2 separate regions of the Homo sapiens genome follow, and region 2 is linked to region 1. The links are chromatin contacts, found by Hi-C in ENCODE. All regions are on one chromosome and are shown on one strand. The core of a region is the stretch at or near the end of the contact, and the rest is flanking DNA. Distances in the headings are between cores, read along the strand shown. Region 1 overlaps KCNS3 (potassium voltage-gated channel modifier subfamily S member 3). Region 2 has its middle 99 kb from the start of KCNS3.

The links. A loop is a pair of places that touch in the nucleus more often than their neighbours do. Pooled maps may share reads with other maps.
Region 2: a loop to region 1 is called in a map of ascending aorta, with 6 times the contacts of the local background. The contact joins two enhancer-like sites. A Hi-C loop is called at or near these places in 4 of 168 maps with a recorded cell type or tissue (CD4-positive, alpha-beta T cell, aorta, ascending aorta and 1 more) and 4 of 50 pooled maps.

The regions. Positions count from the first base shown.
Region 1 is chr2:17,932,929-17,936,380 of GRCh38, forward strand. It overlaps KCNS3 (potassium voltage-gated channel modifier subfamily S member 3), which reads left to right. Exons shown (of 3, transcript NM_002252.5): 3 at 1-30. Among named protein-coding and RNA genes, the nearest start is that of KCNS3, 56 kb to the left of the region's middle. Within about 2 kb of position 2,008, at least 2 of the 41 ENCODE cell types and tissues checked have a DNase peak (open chromatin) inside an H3K27ac peak, as active enhancers do; they include ascending aorta, where a contact is called at or near this core.
Region 2 is chr2:17,975,730-17,979,187 of GRCh38, forward strand. No RefSeq gene overlaps it. Among named protein-coding and RNA genes, the nearest start is that of KCNS3, 99 kb to the left of the region's middle. Within about 2 kb of position 1,767, at least 11 of the 41 ENCODE cell types and tissues checked have a DNase peak (open chromatin) inside an H3K27ac peak, as active enhancers do; they include ascending aorta, where a contact is called at or near this core.

The DNA of each region.
Region 1 (3,452 bases), core at 758-3,257:
AGCCTAATAAACTTCCTAATTCAGTATGGAGAATGTCTTGGTTGTATGTTTTTATGTTGAGTAACTACATTTTAGCATGTTCAGGATTGGTTTGGAAGAAAAATGTTCTTTTTGGAGTACCAAGAGCCCTTCCTTTCTTTATGCTTTTGAATTTTAGGTATGTACCAAGCATGTGCTAGCTCTTTTTTCAGTAGACTTGATGGTAGTTGGCAGATAGAAGAACATGTCCATGACTAAATTGCGCTGTCCAGCATAAACTGATTAAACATGTAGGTGTTTGGGACACACTCAAAATTGGCATATATGAATGAAGCGTGTACTCTTACAAATATTTCTTCAGTATATCTTTTGAATTTTATACTAATTTATACTGCTAGGACAAAATCTCACTACCTAAAAAATATTGCAGAGCAGAGTAAACCTACACATTCACAGGCAGGGATACTTTCAGTGAATGGAAGAAGGGAGAAATGTTGTACAAATACACAGATGTGATTCATTATGACCGGAGGAGTGAAACTTAAATCTCTGGAAAAATCTATGCCAGCAGCTATAAAATGAGCCAACATTTTCCAATAGCCGTAGAGATGGTAATTTCTGCATCTCATGTAGAAACTTCTCACAAAGAAAGAAGACATACATACGCATTTTCAGACAGTGGCAGAGCAATTCTATCCCATGTGGAGAGAATTTAGCTAAAGTGTTAATTTTGGAGATGTGTGGAGACTGTCACGCACGCCACCAGGGGCTGGTTATGGATTCTTTACCTGAAGTCTTTCCAGTGGAAGAGCCACATGGATTTGTTATGTTTGTAGATGCATTTCATTGAAAGAAGGGCATTATCAGATATAGGTAACTCTTTGACTCATCACTCCTCTTAATGTTTCTATGGCTTCGGAGATGGATATAACTAAACAGGGTTTATGGCCACTTTTAAATCTGGAGGTTTATTACATGCATGTGTGTTACCCCCTGCTCATTAAAAAAAAATCTTTTCTCCAAAATGCATTTTTGATATTGGAATAAGTATAGTTTTGAGGCACAGCAATAGAATTTGGGATCTTGTTTTATCAAAGATTTTCTAATTAGTGGTGAAGTAACTGAAGACTCCTTATGTAATAATAGTAACAGTAGTAGTAATAGTAACAAGAACAGCAATAATCATATGATAATACGCTAACTGTGTAATTGCATTTATTTATTACAACATCCCTTGAAGCAAAAGTTTGATACTATTCCCATTTTAAGATGAGGAAACTAAGGTTTGCAGGGAAGGTGGCTTGCGGAAGTTCAAGAGTCAGTAGTGGGGTTGGGCTCTGGACCCAGGAGGCTGACTCCAGGGCCTGTGCTTTTCACTGGCCCCTGCTCTGCCGTGTTAGGGAGTGGATTTAAGGAAACATCAGAACACAGTGCATCTGAAGGGACAAAGAGCCACAAACACTGTCAGACTTTGACTTTTTAAGGATGTGAGCTGAAAGGGGAAAATGCTGGCTTATGTATCTTCCCTTTCCTAATCCAGACATCAGATACACTTATTTACAGAGACAGTTTTCTAGAATGCCCCTCGAAGCTGGAATAGGCTCTGAGGGTCTGTCCCTGAGGACACTGCATGGCAGACACAGCAGAAACTGTGGCTCTGTAAGAGCCTAGAAATGCCTTCACTGGTGAGACCAAGTAGAGTAAGGGGAGCTTTGACAGTTGGACCTGTGTAGGAACTGAGTTTCTGCCTGTGTCTCATATTAATTGCTGGAGAGCGGCTTGCTGTGTGGCATGAGTGGTGGTGGTGGCTTCCCTCTGGGCTTGGCCGGCTGCAAACCCTTCCCCCAGCCCCTTCTCAGCCCGGTCCCTGCCATACTCTTCAGTTAGAATCCCTGCCACATCCCTAGGCCTCCATGCCACAAGTTGCAGTGCCTTGTGTTTATTTTAGCCTCTCTGAGCTTCCCCACCATCCACACAGGGCTCCTCTTCCTCATTCCCACATGGTGACATGCTGGGTTCCTTCTTTCTCCAAGACTTGAGTCAGTGGCTGAACACGCACTCTCAGGGATGCTGGCCAGGGACTGAGGCACTGCCTGTTTCTGTGTTGATTGGTCCTGGGCATCAGGGTTCATTTGTGGGAGACCCGACCACTTCAGGGAGTTTTATCCTGTAATTCTTTCCAGTTCTTTCTTCTTGTCCTGTGACTGCTTTTTCTCCTCCCAGTTCCTCAGATTTGTTTTCGTCCACAGCAGTACTTTATGGCGGTTTGGAAGGCCATTGACTCTCCAAGCACCTGTGCCACCTGAGTCGATTTTCTCTTTCCCATCCCCTCTGCCCTGGAGATTGTATTCAACTTCCGCTTGTTTTCATTCAGCATTTCCTGAGTGCTTGCTCTGATATATGTTCAGGGCAGCCTCCGGGAATAGCAGACTGAGACTCCATCCTTATCCTCTGGGGGCCTTCAGGCCAACAGGAAACAGGGGTCAATTGGCTCACCTCTTTATCTCTCTGTGTGGAGAGAGAGAGCAAAGAGAGAAGAGGCTTCCTGGAGGAGGCGACACCTGAGCTGTTCAGGGCTCCAGTCTCTGAGTCTGGTGAGTTCGGTTTGATGTTAGGGATAAAACCTTCACTGATACTGAGCAGTTGGAGTCTGTTGCCTCCCAGATCCCACTTTCCAGCCATATACACTGCTAATCTCTGCCTCTGTGGCTTCTCTTTTCTCCCATTTTGCTGACCACCCTACTTTAGTTAAAAGATCTTTCACCTTTAGATATGCTGATATCTCATTTTATTTTTTCCTGTGGAGGTTTAAATATGCTGATATAGGTAACTTGGTGACTTTACTTGCTCTTCCTGTTTTTTTTTTTTATTGTTTGCTTTTGGTCTCTCAATTGCTTGTGTACATGCCTGAAATCTTCCTCAAGCGTTTATTTTATGTTTAACTCGGAGTTTTAGGGGCACTTGCTATTGTTTCTGTCTAGATGGTTATGGTGGGCCATTGTCTTGTGGCTTCTATGCTGTGAGACCGCTGTTCTATTTTATAGAGGCTGATTAATGTTACCGGAGAAGCTGTAACTAATGTTCAGAAATGGGTATTTTGTACCATATGGAACTGCCAATATCTGTCACTTTTTGATTGAGAATAACAGCAGTTTCAATATGGTTCAATTTATTGTTAAAGGTTTGCCTCATGTTAGCACAAAGGTATTTCTCAAGTTCTTAGACAAGCTTGTGGCAGGTCCTACCTACTACATGTCTGGTTTAAGGAAGAAGTGAGCACCAGGATGCCTGGGGATTTAGGACTAGCACCAGGCTTGCTGGCTGGGTGAGTAGGAGATGGGGGAGAACCTCTCTGAGCTTGTTTTCTTAGATTTGAGATGAATACATTAATTGCTGGAATTCTTTGTATCCCTGACACTTGTATAATTTGCTTTGTTACTGCAAAATGGCTAGTTCCCTTCTAACTTTGCTTA
Region 2 (3,458 bases), core at 517-3,016, 43 kb after region 1:
TTTTGGAAATTTAAGAAAGCACATAGATTTTGTTAAGCAATAAATATCTCTGGTATACTATGTAACTGTTTGGACTGCATGTTTATGTCCCTTTCAAATTTGTATGTTTAAGGCCTAACCCCTAGTGGGATGATATTAGGAGATGGAGCCTTTGGGAGGTGATTAGGTTATAAGGGTGGAGTCCTCACAATAGTATTAGTGACCTTATAAGAAGAGATAGGAGAAAGGTTGCTGCTTCTCTCTCTGCTCTCTGCCATGTGAGGACTCAGCAAAAAGATGGCCATCTGCAAACCAGGAAGAGGGCCCTCACCAGAACTGACCATGCTGGCACCTGATCTTGGACTTCCCAGCCTCTAGAACTTTGAGAAATACATTTCTGTTGTTTAATCCACCCATTTTTGTAATAGCAGCCCAAACTGACTAACACAACAACATAGGGCTTTGTAATTGGTTCTTGCTCTGTTTTAATTTGGTGATTGGAGCTCTTACTTGCCAACAGCCTGCTGAGTCCTGATTTAATTTTCTGCTTTGTATTCCGCATCGGGTTTATAATTTTGCCTCACCTCTTTCAGGGATGGGATCTTAGTTCATTTGTTCTGCTATTAATGAATATCTGAGGCTGGGTAATTCATAAATAATAGAGATTTATTTGGCTCGTGGCTCTGCAGCCTGTCATGGCATAAGCATCTGTTTCTGGTGAGGGCCTCAGGAAGCTTCCACTCATGGGGGAAGGCAAAAAGAAGTAGGCATTACCTGCTCTTTTCAACAACCAGTTCTTATGGAAACTAATAGAGCAAGAACTCATTGACTACTGTGAGGATGGCACCAAGCCATTCATGAGGGATCCATCCTCATGACCCAAACACCTCCTACCAAGCCCTATCTCTAACACTGGGGATCAGACTTCACCATGAGTCTTGGTAGGGGCAAACAAACTATATTCAGACCACAGAAGATGGGTATCAGACTTCAGCCTACAGGCAGCCTTCTCCAACTGCTGCCCTGCCAGTGAGTGCTATTCGGAGCCCCTTCACCCACTATGCATACATGAAGGTTATGCCAACATCAACTGGTGGCTTACAACAGCAGGAGTTCTCAAAAGGTGGTGAGGGAAGTAGCCATAGCCCTTTAATTGGGATAGGAGGTATAGTTTGAAAAAGCCCAGATGACTGCGATAGAGCCTCTTCCCCACAGTCCCCACTGGGAACTGGTCCCAACCCAACTCTGTCTGACTCACATGTTCCTTCAGGACAGCAAGAGGAGGGGTTTTGAGGCTATTTCTGTTCTATTTTGAGTAGGTAAACAGGTGCTTCCAGAAAGGCTGTCTGTGCTTTTGATTCCGAAAATAGGCATCTCAGTAGTATCAGATAGCAAAAAGTAGGCGAGGCAGTGATTTTGGAAAGAAACTACTGTAGCTGTTTGTTTTGTCGCCTGACCCTACCCATGGCACCACCCAGTCCTATAAACAGATGGCTCCTCCTCTGGAGCAGCCAGGATCCAGCTTCTCAGGGGTCACTTGAGCAGCCACACACTGCATTCCTTCCTCCTTCTGCAACAGAATGGGATCAGGCCAATGAGAGATTATCCAGGTTTTCCTCCTTTTTTTTTCCTTTCTTAAAAAAACTTGTAATAAGCTGACTTTGTACAGTGGAATGTTCTTTGTGGCTTATGAAGAAATAAACAGTAGTCTTGGTGGCTCTTAGGAATATATGCGGTGGGGCTTAAGACTCTTGAGAACGTTGCCAGTCCCAGTGACTGCTCTGAGATGAGGTCACATGAGTTGTCTCCCTGAGTAACAAAAGGTGGGATTCACATGACTGGGCTGACCCCAGTTGGCTGATTATTCAGTTCAGACAGAGCTAAAGAAAACCAGTTGCCCACTGGCCTTTCAACTCTGCTTCTTTCCTGTTATTTCTTCAGCCATTTATAGTCTAGTGTCTGGAGAGAGCTGGTCCAAAGTTTGGCAGGACTTGAAACAGATAAATCATTTGCAGACCAGTAAGGGCCTTACAGCTTTACTAGGAAAGGAAAAAATGGAAGCTTGGATTGAGGTGTGCTGATGTCTCCTTTTACTGGCTCAGAGTGTTTTCATTTTAACCCCCATTGAGGCCAAGCACAATTCCAGAATCACATTCTGCGCCTTTGCTGGGTAAATACTCCGTTACACACTTGGTGGGCAGGATCTAAGAATTCCCTGCAGGCAAATGAATATGAACTGGACACAGTAGGAGATATTGCAGTGCTGTGAGTGAAGTGCACCACGACGTTTTTCTCAGGGCTGTGCCAATACCTGCCAGGTTGTGAGAAGTTCACAGTCATGTTACTGTTCATCTTGCATCTGCTTAGAATTGACCTTCCTAAATCTCAGTTCCAGATTCTTTTATTTTCTTTCAACTTTTAGAATCAGAGGGTACATGTACAGATGTGTTACATGGGTATGTTGAGTGATGTCGAGGTTTGGAGTATGATTGAATCAGTCAATCAGTCACCCAGGTGGTGGTGAGCGTAGTACCCTGTAGATTTACTAGCTTCTGTGCTTGTATGGGGTCACCTACTCAAAGAGGGCTTTGTTTTCACTTTTAAATGTAAACCAGATAATTTAGGTTACATATGATAGAAAAAAAGAGGCAAGAAAATAAAACCCTGTAAGTCATTTCCTATGTTTTCTCCACCACACATCTAATAAGTTATCAATTCCTCCTGATTATGCCTTTCACACATCCCTCTAATATATCATATGCTCACTTAGGTTAAGGTTTAGGGTAGGTTAAGGCTCCACTATGTCCCAACTGGAATATTTCAATAGCATCCTGACTGGTCTTGCTACCTCCAATCCTAATTTACCTTTGTTGTTTTTTTTATCCTTCTAGTGGAATGACATTTCAGAACACAAAAATGACCATGTCACAGCCCTGTGTATAAGTTTTCAATGGCTTTTGATCACCTGTGGAATGAATTCCAACCCTTTGTCTTAGTACATAAAGCTTGTCACAATGTGGCTGCTGGTTTTCCTCTCCGTTCTCCTGCCTCTCCACACTCCGGCATGCACCGTTCTCCAGGTCTGTGTGGAGACCAGGCTGTCTCATGCTCATCTGTGTCTCTGCTCCTCCCCATATGTTTCTACCAATGACTCTCACCTCTTCATCGTGCAAACTCTGATTAATCTTTCAGCATTCAGCCCAGACAATACCTCCCCTAGGGAAACTTTGTAGATCCATCTCCTCAGGTGGGCTGGAGACCCTGTATCTGGGCTCTAGTAGTATGTGTCACACTGAATTGTAATTTTTAACTTGCTGAGAATCTCCATGTAGACTCTGAACCTCTTGAAAGTAGAAACTGTATCTTATTTGACTTTGCCTGTGTCATTTGTGGCTCTGTTTTTGGACCCTTTATTCTGTTCTATTGCTAAATATGGCTGTATTTATGCCAATATCACACTTTATTTAAGATACTATTAC